Linked DNA regions of Homo sapiens: region 2 is linked to region 1. A link is an interaction called in ENCODE POLR2A ChIA-PET data of the cell type or tissue named here. Cell type or tissue: PC-9. All regions are shown on one strand. Links, peaks and the distances in the headings refer to the core of each region. The heading gives the core; the rest is flanking DNA.

Region 1 (5,377 bases), core at 119-5,118:
GTTGGATCAGTGGTTCTATCCCCCAGGGGATACCTGGCAGTGTCTGGTAACATTTTGGGTTGTCATGACTGGGGGCTTGCAGCTACTGGCATCAAGTGAGTGGAGGCTAGGGATAATGGTAAATGTCATCACCCAGTACACACGACAGCTCCCCACAATGAAGAGTCATGCAGCCCAAATGTCAATGGTAGGACCAAGGTTAAGAAACCCTGAGTTAGGGCCAGGTGTGGTGGCTAATGCCTGTAATCCCAGCACTTTGGGAGACCGAGGCAGGCAGATCACTTGAGGCCTGGAGTTTCAGACCACCCTGGCCAACATAGCAAAACCCCGTCTCTACTAAAAATACAAAAATTAGCCGGGTATGGTGCTGCACACCTGTAGTCCCAGGCACTCAGGAGGCCGAGGCAGGGGAATCACTTGAACCCGGGAGGCAGAGGTTGCAGGGAGCTGAGATCATGCCACTGCACTCCAGCCTAGGTGACTGAACGAGACTTCATCTAAAAAAAAAAAATAGAGAAACCCTGAGTTAGATAGACCTACGTTCAAATCTTAACTTAGCAACCACTTCCCAGCTGCGTGACCTTGAGTAAGATGCTTCACCTCCTGAGCTTGAGCTGACCATTTCCTCCTCTCCGCCCAGATATGCCTCTTGGGCTTGCGGGCATTTAGTAACTGATGTGTGAGAAGCTTGGCTCCTTACTGTTTCAGCTGCCCCCATTGGTGTCGCAGGATGTGCAAGGAGCGCTGACTGGGTTGTTTGCTGGCACATGGGCCTGATGGGATTAGACTGTAATCACTCTAGTAAAAGCCCCTCCCCACCTAATGGTTTCAGAATGGAGTCATTGCCTTAATTCAAAAATGATGGTTTGCTTGTGCACTCTTAGAGAAGATGGGTCCATTTCTGCTTTTTACCAAGTAATCGCAGAGCTTTCCCACTTCCCTGTCTCAATTGATCCTCCCAATGGCCCAGGCAGGAGGGCTTACTAGTCTCCCTACTTTAAAGGTGAGTAAACTGGCACCCCGAACTGTTTACTCAAGGTGCACATGCTCTCACACACACACTCTTAGACACTCACACATACACACTCACACTCACTCATACATACTCATACACACACACTCATGTACTCAAAAACCACACACACACTTACACATACACACATACACTCACACTCATACACACACTCACACATTCACACACATACACACAGACTCTCACACACAATCACACACATTCACACTCACACACACAAACACACATGCACATACACATTCACTCACACATTCACACACACTCATACAGCCCAGCAAGCAGCGGAGCAAGGGTGAGGACTCAGCTCCTGCCTCTAGAGCTCTCCCTAGGCTGCTACTCTGAGGACACAGAGCTAGGGAGAACCTACAGGTGACTGCCTTCCTTGCAGACAAGCCCTCATCTCACATGGCTCCTTTAGCTTTTATTCTCTCTGCCCAGAGCACACCCTCTGTCCAGCACTGTTTCCATAGGCATGGCTTTATCCTCAGAGAGGGCACCTCAGACCCAGCGGGATCTCCTGAGTGGCGTGTAGTGACATGGGATCCATGTCCCCAAATATCTCCCACACTCTTGGCCATAGTATCTGACTTTTCTTTGGAATTTATGCAAGGAAAACCTCAGGGACCAGATTTTTCAAAATACAGGTCCCGAAGGGAGGGAAAAGCACCTTACATTAGTCATCTCACTGACGAGAACTATCCATTCAAGCTATTTTTTTATTCATTTCACAGTACATTGCAGACATTGTTAGATTTCACCCCTAAATGTTTAAAATGCTACAGTAATTTTTAGTTCAGTGATGACAATTCAATCATAACTTTTCTTTCTTTAAACAAAAAGGAAAAATACAGATTTTTTTAAATAAAAACAAATCATGGCTGGGCACGGTGACTCACCCACCTGTAATCCCAGCACTTTGGGAGGCTTAGGAGGGCAGATGGCTTGAGCCCAGGAGTTTGAGACCAGTCTGGGCAATACAGTGAGACCCTCTCTCTACAGAAAATACAAAAAATTACCCAGGCATGGTGGTGCGTGCCTGTGGTCCCTCCCAGCTACTCAGGAGGCTGAGGTGGGAGGATTGCTTGAATCATTTTCTGTCAAATATAATTGTTAGATGATAAATAGTATATACATAATTTTTAAAAAATGTTTTCTCTGATGGGCACAGTGGCTCATGCCTATAATCCTAGTACTTTGGGAGGCTGAGGCAGGTGGATCACTGAGGTCAGGAGTTCGAGACCAGCCTAACCAATATGGTGAAACACCATCTCTACTAAAAATACAAAATTGGCCAGGTGTGGTGGTGCATGCCTGTAATCCCAGCTACTTGGGAGGCCGAGGCAGGAGAATTGCTTGAACCCAGGAGACAGAGTGTTAGAAACAAGTGCCTGGTGCCGCAAAGAAAAACAGCACGTAGGCAGAAAATTCCTCAGCAAGGCAAATTTCCTTCTGCAGGAGGATGCAGCTTGCACCAGTCACGATCGCAAGAGCACACTGAGCAGGGTAGGGCAGGGGTTTTTATCCCTAATGCAGTTCCTAGCACTTCTGTGTCCTTTCCTCATTGGCTAAGGTTGGCCCTCCCAATCTAAGCTAATTCGATTGGCTAAGGTTTAAAATTGAATAGGGTCTATTAGGCGGGAAGGAAGAGGGACTGTCCCTTACTAGGTGGGAAGGCATATCTGGATTTGTCTGGACGTGGCAAAGGCGGGAAGGTTGTTTACCGAACAGGTAGCTAGGAGACAAGGAAGTATAAGGAAGTTGGTCTAAGAAACAAAGAACAGGGAACTAAAGCTTTTCGAAGAAGAATTTATCATCTCTGACAATTTCCCCCTCTTGATTTTATAGTTTTTCCTCTTCAAAATGCCTTAGCATATCTAGGCTCTGTTGTTGTTCTTGGGTGTCAAGAAGGAAGAGTTTATCTGAATAAGGTGGGGGGGAACTAAGGGAGGTTTTGGTGAGCGCTGTTTCTATAAGTCTTTGCACTAAACCGCAAATACAGGGTATGATACAGCATCCTACAAGAATGAGCACACCTATAACGATTATAAGGGAGGTGAATATTGAGGTCATAATTCCTTTCCATTTCCCGAACCATTTCTCCATGAGGGTTGTAAAGGGGTCATCTATTCTAGAATTTTTAGCTAACTCATTTATTTGATAAGGAGGTAAGGCCTTGTAAGGCTTTTGTTATTGTTCCATCGGGGGCGGTGTTATTAGGAATAAAAGTACAACATTGGACTCCAATCGTGACACAAACTCCGCCTTTTTCAGCTAATATCACGTCAAGGGCTATTCTGTTTTTCCCAGGCTATTTGGCTGGTAAGGCCTAATTGTTCAACTGTTCCTTTAATTGCATCTCTAGTAAAATTAACAAAGTGTTGTTGATTATAATAGATATAATTTATTCAAGCTACATTCTTGTTTACAGTTGACCACCAGAACAATATAAATTTGAAGCCTGCAGCTGTTTGATTTTGGGCTTTGAATTCATCTGGTACCCCTCATGGTACTCCGATAGCATCTATATAAACATGAGGATCAAAGGATCCAGGAGGGACGTGTCTCTTTTTACAATATTCTGTCTTCAGCTTTCTTGGTCGATGAAATGCCAAGGTGAGAGGGATAGCCAACTGAATTACAGCACAAGTGCTGCTCCAGGTACTTGGCAGAGTACCCAGCGATAGTCCCCCACAATATCACCACACATCTGCTCCGGAATGAACAAGGGCATACTGATTGGTAAGCTCTTGAAAAGGCTTGGTTTCACTGCACCCTGTTAGGTCTCCAAGGAATGCTAACTTCTCCCCCTGCCATGAAAGGCAAGAGGTGAAGTTAACATCAGGGGCTGCAGGCTGGATGGCCCTCAAGGGCTGACCCGCAGGGCTTTTGACTTCAGGGAACAGCAGTGGAAGAATCTTGCATGACTCATTACACCAGGCTGTGGGGTTCTGGAAGAGAGCTATCACACAGCTCATGCCTCGTTGGTCAGATGACCATCCAAGTGGGAAGGGGACAATTTGGGTTTCTGGCCTACCTGTCGCACAAGCCTAACAGTCGCTTTTATTTAGCTTGCGGATGGAATATTTAATCCCTTCCAACCAGGCATTTGGATCTTGATATCCTGTTTCAATAGCTAGAGTTTGCTTTAAATCTTTAACTTCTATAATGGTAACTTTAGTTTTATCATTGGGTATGAAGTGAGAAAAGGTTTGGTTAGAAGAGGGTTTAGGGCTGGGCGCGGTGGCTCATGCCTGTAATCCCAGCACTTTGGGAGGCCAAGGCAGGTGGATCACGAGGTCAGGAGATCCAGACCATCCTGGATAACACAGTGAAACCCCGTCTCTACTAAAAATAAAAAATAAAAAAAATTAGCTGGGCATGGTGGCAGGTGCCTGTAGTCCCAGCTACTCGGGAGGCTGAAGCAGGAGAATGGCGTGAACTCGGGAGGCAGAGCTTGCAGTGAGCCGAGATCGCGCCACTGCACTCCAGCCTGGGTGACAAAGTGAGACTCTGTCTCAAAAAAAAAAAAAAAAAAAAAAGAGGATTTAGGAGGAGAGGGAGAAGGGGGTGAAGGAGGTGGAGGAGCAATGAAGCACATTGTGAAATATCCTATAGGGTCTGTCCCTGAGACTTCTGCTCCTACCATAAAAATGGCTCAAGGAAGGGTAAGAACCTTGGGAAGCTGGGATAGTAATGGAAATTTGTACAGGATTACACTGGTTATATTGGCAATTGGGAGGAGTACTCCCTTTAGTGAAACAAATGTATGGTTTCAGGAATATACAACTATTCGTTGTGGCAGTCCATCCCTGGTTTTTGGTTGTCAATAGAACATTGGACCAACTGTGGCAGAGATGCTGAGGCTCTGCTTTAGGAGGACAAGTTTCCCAATTAACGGAATCTCCGTTAAAATCTTCCCAGACTAATTGATCCCGGTTAACAGATTTCCAGTCTGAGGAGAGCCAGGAAGGACAAAGATACTTTTCTGAAGTAGAGTTGTCTTTGACCCTGCAGATCTCCACAGGGTATAACAAGACAAGCATAGAAAGTGATAGTTTGAGGTGAGTTAGACTTAGTAACATTAATAATAAGATGTGGGGTAGCTGGGGTAAAGAGGAAAAGGAGGAAGAGGCAGATTAAGCTTTTCTCTTTTTTTTTTTTTTTTTTTTTTTTTTGAGACGGAGTCTCGCTCTGCCGCCCAGGCTGGAGTGCAGTGGCGCGATCTCCGCTCACTGCAGGCTCCGACTCCCGCGTTCACGCCATTCTCCTGCCTCAGCCTCCCGAGTAGCTGGGACTATAGGCGCCGCCACCACACCCGGCTAATTTTTTTTTTTTTTTTTTTTT
Region 2 (5,377 bases), core at 55-5,054, 68 kb before region 1:
TCTATGAAAAATACAAAAATTAGTTGGGCGTGGTGGCACACGCCTGTAATCCCAACTACTGGGGAGGCTGTGGCATGAGAATCGCTTAAACCTGGGAAGCAGAGATTGTAGTGAGACAAGATTGCGCCACTGCACTCCAGCCTGAATGACGGAGTGAAACTCTTGTCTCAAAAAAAAAAAAAAATTAAGGTTGTAGCCAGGTGCAGTGGCTCACTCCTATAATCCCAGCATTCAGGGAGGCCAAGTAAGGTGGGAGGATTGCTTGAGGCCCAGGAGTTCAAGACCAGCCTGGACGACAGAGTGAGACCCTATCTCTAAAATAAATAAATTAAATAAATAAATAAATAAATAAATAAATAAAGTTAAGCTTGTAATTTTAGGGACTAATGGCATGGGAGTCTAGAGATAGCATCATGCAGTGTCCAGCGCATAACCAGGACTCAAGTACAACCCCAGACCTACTGCCCATCAACCAAGTAACCTTTGAAATGCACTTCCCTCATTCTTTTGCTGATGAACTCTTGTGCATCCCTTAAGACCCAACTCAAACATCACCTCATTCGTGAATTATCCCCATTTCCTCCAGGGGGAAGGAGTGTCCTCCACTCTGGGCTTCTGCGCTCACATTCATAACTCTCACCACAGCACTCGTCCCCCTGAGCTGTGATTCCTGCTGTGTCTATCTTCCCTGCTAGATGCTGAGCTCCTTGAGAGCAGAGACTTTGTCCAATTTATCTTAAGGCCCCCAGCCCCTTTCCCTCCAGTGCCCAACACAGTGCTGGCCTAGTACATCCCAGGCATTAATCAATGCAGAATGAATGAATGTTTGATGGAATGAATTCACTTTGCTTGCTAAGTTGCTCACGGAGCAGACCCTTTGTGCTGAGTGACTAAGTGGAGCAGGTCAGTCACCTGGGATTCACCAATTGTTGATGGCCTCTCTCCAAACAGCAGATTCTCACTTGGCACAAAGGCAGGAGTCAGAGTGTTCCTGCTGCCACCCCACCTCCCTCTGAAGAGATTTGTCCAAGAGTTCCATCGGTGGGGTTTCTTCTCAACATGCATGCAGCCTGCCATCATCTCTGTTATCTGGGTCCATCCACTCCCAAACCAGAGCTTCCAGCAGCAGAGAAGAGGTGGTGTGATGACATTTAGATCCAGGCCATGGAGGGAGAGTGCTGCTTGCCTGACCCTGTCATCGTCCTTCAGCTCCCATCACTCTTATCTCATGCATACTTTGTTCCTCTCTTGTCCCCTCTGGGGCCCAGGTTCAAGTCCCTCGCCAGCTTCTGACTGCTGGGCTCAGCCCTCCTTTCCTTCTGGTTCTAGCTCATCATCCTCTCCTCTGTGACACACACATTGGGAATTTCTGCCAAGATTAGCCTATGGATGATCCTTCTTGAAGAGGCTGGGGACTTGATGGGCTTTGGGGACAAATGTGGTTTCAAATCCCAGGCCCCTTATTTCCCCGTTGGGTGCCTGGAGGTGACAGTGTTAGTGTTCTGCCTAAATCCCCTTGGATCTCTTTACAGTTTCTGCGCAACCCTCTTCCAACCTGGCTGTACCTTTGCCTCCAAAGGCATGCGCCTGTGATCTTTCTGCAGCGGGGTGCTGTGAGGCTGGGAGCCATTTTGTCTACAAGTGCAGAGTCCAGAAATGCCCAAGAACTTCCACCTTCCACCCCACCCCCTGCGGCCTTTGACAGACGACTGTTGAGTCCAGGGGCATGAAATCCCACCTCCCTTGCCTTGGTTGGGCCAACTCCAAGGTGTGAGTTACACTTCAGGGTCCTCCTGTGGGATGACACAGGATTTTACCCACCACCCAGACCCTTTCTGCTTTCTCCGAGAGCCCTTCCTTCATACGTCCCTTGTCTCTGGGGTGGCGTCTGGGAAACCTGAGCTAAGACGGTGACTTGGGTAAATCACTTCACCTCTCGGAGTCTCAGCTTTCTCCCTTGTAACTGTGAGTTAGGAACTCATACTTTTTAGAGATGTTGGCAGGATTAAGTAAAATAGTGCCTGGCGTGGAGTAGGTCCACAGTTCCTTTAATGATCCCTCTTTTCAGAAGAAAGTCAGCCGGGGGGACACAGTGACTCATGCCTGTAATCCCAGCACTTTGGGAGGCCAAGGCAGACAGATCACCTGAGGTCAGAAGTTCAAGACCAGCCTGGCCAACATGGCAAAACCCCGTCTCTACTAAAAATACAAAAATTAGCTGGGCGTGGTGGCGCACGCCTATAATCCCAGCTACTTGGGAGGCCGAGGCAGGAGAATCGCTGGAACCCAGGAGGCAGAGATTGCAGTGAGCCAAGATCGCGCCACTGCACTCCAGCCTGGGCTACAGAGCGAAACTTCATCTTAAAAAAATAAATAAATAAAATTTAAAAAATTTAAAAAAGAAAGTCAGCCAGGGCCGGGCGCGGTGGCTCACGCCTGTAATGCTAGCACTTTGGGAGGCCGAGGTGGGTGGATCACGAGGTCAGGAGATCTAGAGCATCCCGGCTAACATGGTGAAACCCCGTCTCTACTAAAAATACAAAAAATTAGCTGGGCGTGGTGGCGGGCGCCTGTAGTCCCAGCTACTCGGGAGGCTGAGGCAGGAGAATGGCGTGAACTCGGGAGGCGGAGCTTGCAGTGAGCTGAGATTACGCCACTGCACTCCAGCCTGGGTGACAGAGCAAGACTCTGTCTCAAAAAAAAAAAAAGAAAGAAAGAAAGTCAGCCAGAAGGATATCGCCCTGGAAGTTAGGGGGCCTGACTTCAGTTCTGAACTCACTTATTTGAGTAAGTCTCTTTGCCTCCCTAGGCCTCAGTTTGTTGCTATTGTGCGTGTGTGTGTGGCTTTTTTTTTTTTTTTTATAGAGACAAGGTGTCACTCTGCCACCCAGGCTGGAGTGCAGTGGCAGGATCATGGTTCACTGCAGCCTCCATCCCCTGGGCTCAAGCAGTCCTCCCACTTCAGCCTCCTCAGTAGTTGGGACCACAGGCATGCGCCACCATGTCTGGCTAATTTTTTGTAGAGATGGGATCTCACTGTGTTGCCCAGGCTGGTCTCAAACTCCTGGGCTCAAGCAATCCTCCTGCCTTGGCCTCCCAAAGCGCTGGAATTACAGGCATGCACCACCACACCCGGCCCTCTTTTGTGTTTTAAATGGCCTTATTAAGATGTAATTCACATACCATATTATTCACCTGTCTAAACTGAATTTGGTGGTTTTTAGTATGTTCATGGAGATGTGCAACCATCACCACTATCTAATTTTAGGACTTTTTCATCACCTCAAAAAGAAAGCCTCCAGCCATTACACTCACTCTCCACTTCCTCCTACACCAGCAGTCCCCAACCTTTTTGGCACCAGGGACCAGTTTCATGGAAGACAATTTTTCCACGGACGGGGGTTGAAGGGGATGGTTTGAGGATGAAACTGTGCCACCTCAGATCAACAGGTATTAGTTAGATTCTCGTAAGGAGCGTGCAACCTAGATCCCTCACAATGCACAATTATCAATAAGGTTCGAGCTCCTATGGGAATCTAATGCCACTGCTGATCCGACAGGAGGCAGAGCTCAGGTGGTAATGCTTGCTTGCCTACCACCCATCTTCTGCTGTGTGGCCCGGTTCCTACAAGGCCACTGACCAGTACCGGTCCGCAGCCCAGGGGTTGGGTACCCCTGTCCTATACCACTCTCACCTCCAGCCCCTGGCAACCTCTATTCTACTTTCTGCCTCAATGGATTTGCCTGTTGTGGACATTTCATACAAATGGAATCCTACAATATGTAATGTCTGTGAGTGGTTTTTGTCACTTAGCATAATGTTTTTAAGGTTGATCTACACCGTAGCATGTGTTGGTACTTTACTTGTATTTATTGCTGAATAATATTTCATTGTATAGATAAACCACATTTTGGTTATTTATTCATCAGTTGACAGATATTTGGATTGTTTCTACTTTTTGGCTATTATAAATAATGCTGCTATGAACAAGTTTCTGTGTGGACATACACTTCTCTCAGGCATACACACACACACACACACACACACACACACACACACACACACACACACACACGGCCAGGCGCAGAGGTTCATGCCTGTAATCTCAGCACTTTGGGAGGCTGAGGCAGGAGGATAGCTTGAGCCCAGGAGTTCAAGACCAGCCTGGGCAATATGGCAAAATCCCATCTGTACAAAAAGTACAAAAATTAGCTAGGCCTAGTGGCATGTGCCTGTAGTCCCAGCCACTCAGGAGGCTGAGAGGCAGGAGGATCTCCTGATCCCGGGAGGTTGAGGCTGCTGTAAGCTGCTGTGAGCCACTGCACTCCAGCCTGGGTGACAGAGCGAGACCCTGTCTCCAAAAAATAGTAATAATAAAATATATATACACATACAATATATCATTCATGTATATATAATGTAGGAGTGGAATTTCTGAGTCATATTGAGGAATTTCCTGTTTTCCAGAGTGGCTGGACCATTTTACAATCCCACCAGCAAGGTGTGAAGATTCTGATTTCTCCACATCTTTGCCAACATTTGTTATTGTCTTTTTTATTTTAACGACCCTAGTGTGTAGGAAGTACTATCTCATTGTGGTTTTGATTTGCATTGATGGCTAATGATGTTGAGTGCCTTTTCATGGGCTTATTGACCATTTATATATCTTCTTTGAAGAAATATCTATTCAGATCCCTTGCTCTTTTTTTTTTTTTTTTTTTTTTGAGACGGAGTCTCGCTCCGTCGCCCAGGCTGGAGCGCAGTGGCGCGATCTTAGCTCACTGCAAGCTCTGCCTCCCGGGTTTACAACATTCTCCTGCCTCAGCCTCCCGAGTAGCCGGGACTACAGGCGCCCGCCACTGCGCCCAGCTAATTTTTTGTATTTTTAGTAGAGACAGGGTTTCACCATGTTAGCCAGGATGGTCTCGATCTCCTGACCTCGTGATCCTCCCGCCTTGGCTTCCCAAAGTGCTGGGATTACAGGCATGAGCCACCACGCCTGGCCCCCTTGCTCATTTTTAAATTAATTTGTCTTTCCATTGTTCATGCATAAAAATTCTTTCTTTTATGTTTCTGAGGCGGAGTCTTGCTCTGTCACCCAGGCTAGAGTGCAGTGACACAATCTCGGCTCACTGCAACCTCCGCCTCCCTGGTTCAAGCAATTCTCCTGCCTTAGCCTCCCTAGTAGCTGGGATTACAGGTGCCTGCCACCGCACCTGGCTAATTTTTGTATTTTTAGTAGAGACAGGGTTTCACCATCTTGGCCAGGCTGATCTCCAACTCCTGACCTTGTGATCCACCCCGCCTTGGCCTCCCAAAGTGCTGGGATTACAAGTGTGAGCCACCGCGCCCGGCCCGTAAAAATTCTTATATTTT

The links. ChIA-PET counts read pairs that join two places held together with the same protein. Peaks named below come from ENCODE experiments on the same cell type or tissue, not always from the same donor. Only the 100,000 strongest peaks of a DNase experiment are listed, where the experiment ranks them.
Region 2: POLR2A ChIA-PET joins it to region 1 with 8 read pairs; 3 of 35 experiments call an interaction of 5 or more read pairs at or near these places.

Annotation. Positions count from the first base shown.
Region 1 is chr3:11,244,853-11,250,229 of GRCh38, forward strand. The region is part of intron 1 of HRH1 (histamine receptor H1); the gene reads left to right. Among named protein-coding and RNA genes, the nearest start is that of ATG7, 25 kb to the right of the region's middle. In PC-9, for the core only: no CTCF peak of the experiment used is centred there; no DNase peak of the experiment used is centred there; H3K27ac peaks cover 923 bases.
Region 2 is chr3:11,176,925-11,182,301 of GRCh38, forward strand. All of the region lies in intron 1 of HRH1 (histamine receptor H1), which reads left to right. Among named protein-coding and RNA genes, the nearest start is that of HRH1, 25 kb to the left of the region's middle. In PC-9, for the core only: no CTCF peak of the experiment used is centred there; no DNase peak of the experiment used is centred there.